Linked DNA regions of Homo sapiens: all the other regions are linked to region 1. Evidence: chromatin contacts called from ENCODE Hi-C or POLR2A ChIA-PET data. All regions are on one chromosome and are shown on one strand. The core of a region is the stretch at or near the end of the contact, and the rest is flanking DNA. Distances in the headings are between cores, read along the strand shown. Region 1 has its middle 29 kb from the start of LINC00963. Region 2 overlaps PTGES (prostaglandin E synthase). Region 3 overlaps LOC105376289 (a long non-coding RNA gene).

The links. A loop is a pair of places that touch in the nucleus more often than their neighbours do. ChIA-PET counts read pairs that join two places held with the same protein, here RNA polymerase II (POLR2A). Pooled maps may share reads with other maps.
Region 2: a loop to region 1 is called in a pooled map, with 3 times the contacts of the local background. The contact joins two enhancer-like sites. A Hi-C loop is called at or near these places in 1 of 50 pooled maps. POLR2A ChIA-PET finds 5 or more read pairs at or near these places in 3 of 52 experiments (H1, SK-N-SH and activated CD4-positive, alpha-beta T cell).
Region 3: a loop to region 1 is called in a map of sigmoid colon, with 2.1 times the contacts of the local background. The contact joins two enhancer-like sites. A Hi-C loop is called at or near these places in 1 of 168 maps with a recorded cell type or tissue (sigmoid colon) and 9 of 50 pooled maps. POLR2A ChIA-PET finds 5 or more read pairs at or near these places in 1 of 52 experiments (H1).

Annotation. Positions count from the first base shown.
Region 1 is chr9:129,457,757-129,461,426 of GRCh38, forward strand. No RefSeq gene overlaps it. Among named protein-coding and RNA genes, the nearest start is that of LINC00963, 29 kb to the right of the region's middle. RefSeq lists enhancers at 930-979, 1,356-1,877, 1,878-2,398, 2,530-3,153 and a silencer at 2,793-3,082. Within about 2 kb of position 1,560, at least 34 of the 41 ENCODE cell types and tissues checked have a DNase peak (open chromatin) inside an H3K27ac peak, as active enhancers do.
Region 2 is chr9:129,735,833-129,739,502 of GRCh38, forward strand. It overlaps PTGES (prostaglandin E synthase), which reads right to left. Exons shown (of 3, transcript NM_004878.5): 3 at 2,517-3,670. Among named protein-coding and RNA genes, the nearest start is that of PTGES, 15 kb to the right of the region's middle. RefSeq lists an enhancer at 1,610-1,859. Within about 2 kb of position 1,904, at least 29 of the 41 ENCODE cell types and tissues checked have a DNase peak (open chromatin) inside an H3K27ac peak, as active enhancers do.
Region 3 is chr9:129,200,970-129,204,639 of GRCh38, forward strand. All of the region lies in intron 1 of LOC105376289 (a long non-coding RNA gene), which reads left to right. Among named protein-coding and RNA genes, the nearest start is that of IER5L, 25 kb to the left of the region's middle. RefSeq lists an enhancer at 1,821-2,115 and a silencer at 1,869-2,278. Within about 2 kb of position 1,967, at least 29 of the 41 ENCODE cell types and tissues checked have a DNase peak (open chromatin) inside an H3K27ac peak, as active enhancers do.

The DNA.
Region 1 (3,670 bases), core at 310-2,809:
CAAAATCCGACATGGAAAACATCCACACTCCTGAATCTGGAAAAATCTGGCTGATACAAGTCGGGTTGAGACCATCTCTAAGGTCAAGGAAAAGTGGATTCTGATCCTAGTTCTCATGCTTGGTTCTGTGAGATCTGAGGCAAGTCACCACATCTCCCTAAGCCTCATTTTTTTCTATCTGAAAACGGATATAATAGCAGCATTCACCTTCCAGGATAGCCAGGACATCCTATGATAAAACGCATGTGGGTCTGGCGTGGTGGCTCATGCCTATAATCCCAATACTTTGGGAGGCCATAGCAGGAGGATCACTTGAACCCAAGAGTTTGAGACCAGCCTGGGCAACATAGGAAGACCCTATCTCTACAAAAAATTAAAAACAAAACAAAACAAAACAAAAGTCCCAGCTACTCGGGAGGCTGAGGTGGGAGGGTTGTGTAAACCTGCGAGGTTGAGGCTGCAGTGAGCCGTGATCATGCCACTGCACTCCAGCCTGGGTGACAGAGCCCGACCCTGTTTCAAAACAAAACAAAACAAAAACCACATGTGAGGCCCAGAGCAGGGCTTTGCGGGTGCTCAGGGAGGCAGAGTGGCTCTTGCTATCACCTCGATCCCTTGATCCAAACCACTCCTGCTTGTACAAACAAGTGTCACTTGTCCAAAAGCCTGGGTGCACAAAGGTTTCCCACAAAGGGAAGCTTCCAGAGAGTCAAGAACCCTGGGGAACAGGCAGGCTCACAGCCACGGCTGCTGCCTCCAGTGCGGTCGTTCTGTGGCCTGAGAGCGTCACGTGCTCCTCATCCTGGACCATCAGGGGCTGGCGCACCCATCAACAGCTGGGTGACCCTGGACCAGTGGCTTCACGCCCCTGGTCTTGGTGTCCTCACCTGTGAAACACGGGCCTGAGAGTTACCGAGGAGCTATGCAGTTTGTCTCCATATCACCATCTGGCTTGCCCCTAAGCCCCCTTTCGCCCCCTACCCCCACAGGGGCGAGGTCAGCACCCTCTGCAGCTGGAGCTTTGAATGTGGAAGCCTGGGGGAGGTTCTGGGGCTGACATGGGTGCTGAGCTGGGATGAAAGCACAGAACGCCTGGGGGGAGCCCCTCTCCCTCTCCCAGACTTTGCTCCCAACCCGTCCTGAGCTCCCCTGCTGGAGCCTCGAGGCAGGCCGAACTTTGCAGCCCTGTCTGCCCACGGTCCCTCCTGCTGTGACTCCCTGCAGCCTGCATTTCATAGTCAGTAGTGGGGGTGGGGGATCCTTGCTGTGGGCTGGAGAAGTCATGGGGCCCTCCTCACAGTGGAGCCTTAAGAGATTGCCCCTATAGCCCCTGCCCCCGGGGGACCCCGGATGCTTCGCTGATCCAAGGGGCACCCACAGAGTCCATGGAAGATTAGGCAGCCCCAGTGACGAGGTTGTTGGATCTGTGCCACTCAGACCTGAGCTCGGGAGAGGTGCCCGTGCAGAGGGGGTAGGATGGAGGTGCCCCAGGGGCAGCAACAACAGAAGGTCCCAGCTCCCTCCAGCCCTGGGCTACTTCCTCTCCTTCCCCAACGGCTGCAGACTCTGGTTAAAATGGCACCTCCGCCATCTGTCGTCCCTCCCCCACCCCGTGGGCACGGCTGTGACGGGGGGCTGGCTGGCCTCGTAAACAGGCGGCTGGCGGGTCCCCAGGGCCGGCGGGTGATAGGGCTTGTGCTGGCACCGAGGCCCAGCCAAGAGCTGGAGCCGGAGAGGCCCCAGGGCGGCCGAGCTGGGGGGGGTAGGCAGGATACCAGGTAGCAGGAAGGTTTCCGCGCCTGAGGGGGCCTGGGTGGTGCCCCAGCTACCTGGCCGCTCCGGGACCTGTGGGGCCCCTTCTCCTAAGTATGCCCACCCCATCCCCAGCATCTCCAGTCCCGGCCCTCTCACATTCGCCTCACCGCGCTTCTGCTGCGCTTAGAGAATCTTAAATCAACACTGGGGTGTGAGAAGCTCCATGGAGCCCCCTAACTCCCCCGCCACTGCAGCGTACACCATGCCGTGGGGATCCTTGCTTTACAACCAGGGAAACTGAGGCCAGAGATCAGGGAGGTGGGAAGGCTGGGCGTGGACCAGAACTTTCCTCCACCTGGTTGCCAGCTAGTGGCGGTTGTGGGGTGAGGGGCTGTCCCAGGGGCCAAGCTCGGGGCCCTGACACTGTAAACAAGCCTCCCAGCCTCAGTTTTTCCATCTGGGGAATGGTGGAATCAAGGCGGCTGCGGAGGCGGGAGGGCTGTCCTGTGAGCCAGAGAGCACTGGGGACCTGCCGTTCTCTCACAGTCCCCTCACCTCTCCACGAGGGAGGACTCGGGGGAGCATCCCGGGAGGGGCTAGGGGTGGGCGCCAGGGGTGCCTGGGAGGGAATCTGTCCGGGTCAGTTCCCTGGCTACCCCTCCCTCCCCCTACCACGGTGCTGCCGGCCGCCCCCTCCTCTCTCCCGCCTTCTGACTGCCAGCTCCTCCCCGCAAAGCCCTCAGACCCCAGCTGCAGGGATTTACAGCTTTGACCAGCAGCTCAGCCTCCCCCTGCTCCTCCTCCCTCCTCCCCCGCCTGCATCTCCCCCCTCCAGCCTCCCTCCCTCCTCCTCTCCATCTTTCCCCTCCATTCTCCTCCTCCCTCCTCCTCCCCCCTCTCTCCTCCCCTCCCTTCCTCCCTCCGCCCTCCCGCTCCCTCCCTCCCGCTCTCCGGGGGAAGAAAGGTCACCGTGCAGCTGATTACTCAGAGCTCAGTTGCTGTAGCAACCGGCGGGGGAAGTGGGACAGGCTGGCTTTGAGGACGCGCGAGGTCGGCCGCGGGCGGCTGGAGCCGGCGCGGGCCTCTGTGCGCCGCGAGAGGGAGGCCGCCTGCAGCCCGGCTGCTCGGCCGCCGCGGGCCCGGCTCCGGGGGTTCAGTTTTAATGAAGAATCCCTGCTCCCTTCTCGCGCCCCTCCCGCTTTCTGCCCACCTCCCTGGGGTCTGGAAGGAGAGGGTCGCCCCTCCCCGCTTTGGCTGCTAAACTCTCTGGCTCTCCCCCCGGCCGCTGCCTGGGTTCTGGTGGCTTCCTTCCTCCTCCTTGTCTGTCGGAGCTCAAGGGACAAGCCCTTTCCCTGGCGCGTGCCTGGTGAAACCCTCGCACCCTTCCCCACCCCCACAAGCCTTTGGCATGGCCTGGGAGACTCCGGGCATCTTCAACCCAGCCAGGGACAAGGGTCCGCGGAGGGTCTGGAGCCCCTCGTGGGCCTGGTGCCCACGGAGTGCCCACCCCTGCCCTCCAGGAGCCCCTGGGAAGGCAGCACTCTGTTCAAGGAGGAAGCCAGACCCAGCTACAAGGGAGGGACCCTCGGCTGATGCAAAGAGGCCGGAGCCCGCATCCCAGCACCGCCCCCGCCGGCTGTCTGCTGGTTCCTTCTCCAAGGCCTTCAGAGAGGATCCCTGAAGCTTGGCAGGGACAGACACAGGTTCTGGAGTGGGCTGGGCCTGAGTTCAAATCCCACACTCCAGTGGGACCCTCATCCACCGCTGATAGGAATGAGAAGTGGTTCGACTACTTTTGGAAAACATTTGGCACTTTTAAAAAAGTTGAACATACTCTTACCACGGATCTGACCATGGCACTCCGAGGCTTTTATCTCCAAGAAATGAAATCTCCACCGGCGCAGTGGCTCATGCC
Region 2 (3,670 bases), core at 654-3,153, 280 kb after region 1:
CAACCCAGCCCAACCCAAGCCTCCCTTCCATACGCACCACTCCCACAACACCCTCACCCACCCCACCCCACCCTGTCTTCCTTCCATACCCCAATCCTCCCCCACACACATCCCCAACACCCACCCCACCCCACCCCTCCCTTCCATGTCCCAATCTTCCCCCACAACCACCCCGACCCCTGCCCCTCCTTTCCATACCCACCCCTCCCCCACACTCATCCCCAACACCCACCCCACCCCTACCCCTCCCTTCCATATCCACCCCTTCTCCACACCCCCCACGCCTCCCTTTCATACCCCATCCCTCCCCCATCCCCACTCCCTCCCCCTACCCCCACGCCCCTCCGTACATCTCCCCTCCACACCATCAACCCTCACACTTTTCCTCCCCAACTTTCCCCACCGCCCTCCACTTCCCAAGCTCAAGGTGGAGGGGTCTGGGGAGAGCTGCTGAGCTCTTCTCTTTGCTCCTTGCTTTCTTGGCTTGGATGGTCCCCTTAAAACCGCTCTTTCACCCCCCACCGCAGGTGAGTTGCCCCCTCCCCAGGCAGCCGCTCCCCAGCAGGGGTTAAAAGGCCCCATCTGCCTCCATCAGGGCGCTGAGCCTTGGGGTCATCACGGGCGCCGTCCTGCGGAGCCCGCCCACCCCAGGCTGGAGCTGCATGCATGGGGACGGGGGGCAGGATGAGGTTGCCACCCCAGCATCGGGCACCACCCCACCCTGAGGAGGCACTCACAAGCCGACAGAACAGGGGCGGTGCCGGGCAGGGGACCTCATGGTCTCGTGGTCTCTGCGGCTCCAGTGTGGTGGGGGCCGCCTCCTTCACCCACGCCCCAGGTTCACAGTATTGCCATGGGCATCCGATGCCCCTGCTCACCTGGGTCCGGTGGGTTCCCAGCAGGTTATTTTGCCCACAGAGCCCCTCTTTCCCCAGGAAGGAAAATATAAATATAAAAGCGCACGCTGCTGTGGCCAGGCACGGTGGCTCACTCCTGTAATCCCAGCACTTTGGGAGGCTGAGGCAGGCAGATCACTTGAGGTCAGGAGTTCGAGACCAGCCTGGCCAACATGGTGAAACCCTGTCTCTACTAAAAATATAAAAATTAGCCGGGTGTGGTGGCACATGCCTGTATGTAATCCCAGCTACTCGGGAGGCGGAGACAGGAGAATGGTTTGAACCTGGGAAGGAGAGGTTGCAGTGAGCCGAGATGGCACCACTGCACTCCAGCCTGGGTGACAGAGTGAGACTCCATCTCAAACAACAACAACAACAACAACAAGAATGCACGCTGGGTTCGCCTCCTGGATGGCCCCTGCCCTGGGATCTGTCCTCCCTCTGGCCTTACACTGTCCGAGCCCAGGGACAGCAGGCAAGTCACCTCTCCCCTGTGAGGAGACACCCCCTACAAGCCTCCTTCCTGTGAACCTTGCCTCTCTCATCTAAAAACCCTCACCTTCCTCATCTAGAAAGCGGAAATCCCTCCTGCCTCGGATTGTTTTGGGGATTTTTTTTTTTTTTTTTTGAGACATTTTCCCTCTGTTGCCCGGGCTGGAGTGCAGTGGTGGGATCTCGGCTCACTGCAGCCTCAACTTCCCAGGCTCAAGCGATCCTCCTGCCTCAGCCTCCCGAGTAGCTGGGACCATAGGCAGGCACCATTACACCCGGCTAATTCTTTTTTTTTTTTTTGGTAGAAAAGGGATCTAGCTCTGTTGCCCAGGCTAGTCTCAAACCCCTGGGCTCAGATCTTCCAACTTCGGCCTCCCAAAGTGCTTGAATTACAGACATAAGTTGGAAAAAAATCCAACTAGTATGCCCAGCCCAACGCTTAGCAAGCAGTAGGTGCTCAATACTGGATCGCGCCCTTCCCGTTTCTCTCCCGAGAGCCGCCGCGGCCCAAAAACAGAGGCGTCCCCTTACCACCAGGGGGCAGTGTTTCCCCTCTCAGCTCCGAACGGGACCCGGGGCCTCACGGCGCTTTCTGGCGGGGCCTGGGGTCCCTGCGCTGCTGGAGAACCCCCGGCACGGCAGGTCCCATCCGTTAGAGGGGCTCCGGCCTCGGGGTGCTGGGAGGGGGCGTTCAGGGAAAGTGAGGCCGTGCAGCACAGGGGCTCCGCCCAGGGACTTTGGCAGCCCCGACTTTCAGACCTGGCCCCGCACTTCCGGGCGCTGGCCTCCTGGAGTCTCCGTGTCCTGGTTGACGGAGCTGATAATGGCAGCCCGCGGGCGGGGCAGCCCCGCAGGGAGGGGTGACCTGGCCGGGGCAGGATTTGGGTGCTCCTGGCTCACCTCGCCAGATGCCACCTTACCCGCCCCAACGGGAGGCAGGAGGCTGCTGCTTGCTGTGTGATTAACACCCAGCCAGGGCGCGTTGGTGTCTGCGCCAGAGATCTTGTCCCGCCAAACTGGCTGTAGACAGTCACCGGCAAGAACGCCCAGCGCGCTGGAGCATCAGGCCAGCTTGGGCAGCAGGGAACACCAGGAACGCGCAACCCAAGACGAGGTGCTGGGCCCAGCTGGCAGACACTTCCATTTAATGACTAAAAATCACACATCTCAGGTCACGGGTCTAGGAGAAAACACACACACACACACACACACACACACACACACACACACACACACACGGATTCCCCATCAAGGGGACATTTGCAGTTTCCAAACCTTGAAGATACTGAAGGGACCAGAAAGTTCCTTTGAGTGGCTGGTCACCCAAAGCTCCCGGTCCTCCACCCACTGCCCTTTGGAGGGACTCAAACCTTGGGAGGAGAAGGCTGAGCTTCCTGTGGGCCCCTCCCACCCACACCTGAGCCAGAGAGAAGACTGCAGCAAAGACATCCAAAGCCAACGGCAAGGGAAGCGTCAGCGGGGGCAGAGGAGCCAGCCCTGTCCTTGGCTCACCCAGCTTCCACCATACAGGAACCCAAGACCCCAGCCTTGCTTCCACAGAGAACTGGCAGGGGTCCCCTGGCCTGGCCATCACAGGGACTCACATGGGAGCCTTTTAAAACTCCAGATGGTGGCTGAGCACAGTGATTCATGCCTGTCATCCCAGCACTTTGGGAGGCCGAGGCCGGTGGATCACTTGAGGCCAGGAGTTCGAGACCCTCCTGGGCAACATGGTGAACCCGTCTCTACTAAAAATACAAAAATTAGCTGGGTATGGTGATACGCGCCTGTAATCCCAGCTACTCAGGAGGCTGAGGCGGGAGAATCGCTTGAACCCGGGAGGCGGAGGCTGCAGTGAGCCAGATTGTACCACTTCACTCCAGCTTGGGCAACAGAGCAAGACTCTGTCTTGGAAAAAAAAAAATACAGATGGCCAGGCTTGCCTCTAGATTGGCTGGGCCAGAATTTCTGGGGTCAGTCTGAAAAGTCTGCATTCTTAGCCCGGGATTCAGATGATCATTAGGTTTGGGAATCTTAAATAGAGTCTCCCTTCTCTCTTTTCACTGTTAGGGAGGGAGAGGGAGTGATGTTTTTGATGCTCTGTTACTTTAGCTGAAGGATTTTCTATCAATCTTCACAATCTGTCTTGAAATGGTTCCCATCAGCCACTTCGTGCAGGAATCCAAGGGGCTAAGAAACATACACACACACATACACACACACGGGCACACACACAGGCCCACTGTGCCCAGAGACCCACACGCGCAGCAGGCTGCCAGGAA
Region 3 (3,670 bases), core at 717-3,216, 260 kb before region 1:
GCGCCTGGCCCCCAGAAAATCAAGTCTTAAAATTTTGCTGGTCTCTATAGTAGAAGGAGGAAAGGGAGAAGAGCTTGGGTTGACTTTTGGGGTGCAATCCTAAAGGCCTGCAAAGGCCCGAAGGAGGGAAGGCCTTGGTGAATTCTGGGGACAGAAAGCCCCAGGGGTCAGGGGCAGGGGTCAGGGTGAAGAGTGCAGACTTCATCTGGAGGACCGCAGGGAGCCATGGTGCGTTCAGATTTGCTGAAGCTGCTATTTAAACTGAGCACTGGAGACACGTCACCGAGGGAGGCCCATTCCCTGCTCACCTCAGAGACTTGACGGGGGCATCCTCAGGGCTCCGATGAAGCCCTGATTCCTTGGAGAAAGGCTTGCAGCCCCTCTCCTTCCTGGATTGCACACCTCCAGCCCTGGCAGCCTGTCCCCTGGTTGGCACCCAGCAGCAGGCCACAGATGGCTTCTGGCTGTCCCATGGCGTCGCATCAGGGCATGCAGCGGATAGTGACTCACACTGGCACCTCTTCTGCTTGGAAAATGCCCTACACATCCATCATCTTTGGTTTTTCTGCTAGAACGATGGCATGAGGTGGGTGTATTTTTCACTGATGGGGAACAGGCAGAGACGCAAGCTCCCTTGCTTGAATGAGGACTGTGCTCGCCCTGCAGACTCTGGAAGAAGGGCTCCATGCTCAGCCCGCACTGGGCATCTCTGCCTGCCTGCTCAGGGTAGAAGGGCCACTCTCTTAGGGATGATTCAAGGGTCTTGGAGGCCCTATGCGGTCAATCTTGTTTTCCTGCCACATCAAGGGAGTGTGCAATTTTCGAGGCCCCGAGCCCTGTGTTTTCACTGAGGGCAGACATAGGGCATTCGCTGTCTTTGCCCGTGGAGCTGTTCCTCACACTAACCATGCAGGGCTGGGTGGGAGACATGTATGGGGGGTGGGGTGGGGTGGGAGGGGGCCAAGAAGACATGTAAGACCCGGGGCCCTGTCCTTGGGAGTTTAACATCTGGGTGGGCCTCCTTGGACCAACTTCCTCTGATCTGCTTGTGACTTCGGGAAAGTCCCTTCCTGTCTCTGGGACAATTTTTTTTTTTCTTTTTTTTTTTTTGAGACAGAGTCTCGCTCTGTCGTCAAGGCTGGAGTGCAGTGGCATGATCTCGGCTCACTGCAACCTCCGCCCCCTTGGGGCAAGCGATTCTCCTGTCTTAGTCTCCCAAGTAGCTGTGACTACAGGTGCGCACCGCCATGCCTCCCTAATTTTTGTATTTTTAGCAGAGACAGGGTTTCACCATGTTGGCCAGGCTGGTCTCGAACTCCTGGCCTCAAGTGATCCACCCACCTCGACTTCCCAAACTGCTGGGATTATAGGCACGAGCCACCACGCCTGGCCTCTGGGCCAATTTCCTCATCGGTATAATGAAGGGGTTGGCAGGGCTAGTTCTGAATTTTCCCAACCCACCCATAAAATTCACCCTTCAAATTCTAAAGATTCCATTCCGTGGTCTAACTCTGTGTGTCTGTCCTTGGTTCCAAAAGTCCCCGTCCTTGTGGCCCCTGTTGTTTTGGACCCATCACAGGTAATTATGTATTTGTGTGATTAAACATCCCTGGCCTGTCTCCCTGCCTGGGCTGTGTGCTCAGCAAAGAACCATGCCTGTCTCTGTCTTTGTCCTTTAAGAGATCAGCACAGGGCCTAGCGCATAGTAGGTGCTCACTAAATACTGTAGCAGCTGGTATTGTTGGGAAATGATGCTGGGAGAGGCTGCTGCTGGAGAGAAGGGAGCCACCGACCGCCCTGCAGGCAGTCAGCGCCCTCAGTCCCTTCCTCCTCGCGGGCCGCAGAGGCTCCCCTTTCCCCGAGACGATAAGAATGCCCAGACGCCCCAAAACCCAGGCCGCGCCCCTCCGGGTAGAACTACAGTCCCCAGAAGGCCGCGAGGGGCGGAGCCACCAGCGCCCGCCCCGCCCGGGCCCGCCATGCCGCACAGCATCATGGGAGTTGTAGTTCAGGCCCTGTCCCCCGGGCAGCCGCTGGCGCGGACGTTCGCGGAGCAGCCCGGCGCCCGCGCGGCTCACGGGGCCCTAGGACCCCTCCCCTGGGGGACCTCCACCCTCCGCAGGCCTTTTGAATTAATCCTACTGCGCCGGGGACCCCAGGACAGTTCTGTCGCGTACTCCCGGGACCCTTTAAGGGGCGGGGCTGGGATCCTGCCCCACCCTTGACTCCCCCACCCTCCTCTCTCAAACATCACCCCGGGCGCTTTAAAACGCTTGATCTCGCTGGAACCTTTTCGGTCTCCGTTAGCCACACCTTGATTGTCGAGTGTGTGTCTGGCCCTTTGGGGACAGCGCTTAAAGTCGGGGTGGGCGGGGGAGGGGATCACCGACATTCAGTCTTGAGTGACACACCAGATGACCCCACCGGAGAGGAGGAGGGTGGCACAGGGGCCTGACGGACCTGGGGTATGGGCAAGGCTTCCAGGGGCCGGTGACATTCAGACTAGGCCTGGGTTGGCCAGGGCAGGAGCAGGGAAGGGTGTTCCAGTCAGAGGGAACAGCATGAAGGAGGGCTTCGAGGCTTTAGGGGAAGCAAAAGAAGGCCTGGGAGGCTGGCAGGCAGAGAACGGCTGGGGAGGGGCCGCTGGGAGGGGTGGAGAGGTGAGTAGGGCCCGTGGGAAGCACCTGGCGAAGAGTGTTTCTGATCCCCAAATCCAGTATGCGTGCCGGGTTCTCGGGCAGAGTGGCCAGGCGGAACGTGACCAGGGTTCAGTGGCAGAGCCTGGAACCAGCCTGGGGGTCCTGCTTCTCAGGCCCCGGCGTGTCCTTAGGGGAAGGGGAAGGAGACTTCCCAGGGCAGGGCTGCAGCAAGAGCTGGCACAATGCCATCCTCAGGGGGCACAATGCCCCCTCAAATCCCAGAAGCAAGGGGTTTGAGGAGGGAGTATGGGATATATGGGGAGGAGCAACATCCCTGCTGCTTGGAGGGGGAAACTGAGACCCTCACAGATTTTTGCTGAGTGAGCTTCTGTGAGGTCCAAGAAAAATCTTTTCCTCCCCGGCCTCTAGCTGTCAGGAGCCCGCCATGAAAAATAGGGGAGGGTCATTTTCACACCCTCCCCCATTCCAGATGTGGCAGGAGCAGGAAGGATTTGTGCCAGATGTTGGGGTCTGCGGGCCCAGCAAGTTGCCTGGGGCTCTGCTATTGAAAAGTGAACCTTAACTGGGTTGGCTGCGCTAGCGGTGATGGCCGTGAGATCCTGGGGGATGTGCTCCGTGGCCCTGGTCATGTCTGAAGGGAGAGGCAGGGAGCCCAGGCCTCACTGTCAGCAGCACCTGACTTTTGCTTCCACGGTCACCCTGGCAGATCCTTCTCAGCCTGCTTGACTCAGGGCATGACTTCCCTGCCTGGATCCCAGGCTTCCTACCCTGCCCCTCGGGCCCCTGGACTTCTCCAGAGTGTTCTGGACACGAGTGGTCCAGCAGAAATGAAGCTCCTTACCCCACTGAAAACGTCGGGTGTCTGTGCCCTGGGTGAGGATGGCACCCAGTGTGGCCTCATCCCCCAGATCAGAGGCCTGGCTCTGCTGGGGTTTGTCTTTGATTAATAAAAAATGGGGAAGCAAATCAATTAGCCCTTCACAAATGCAACTCAGATGGCAGGAAAAAAA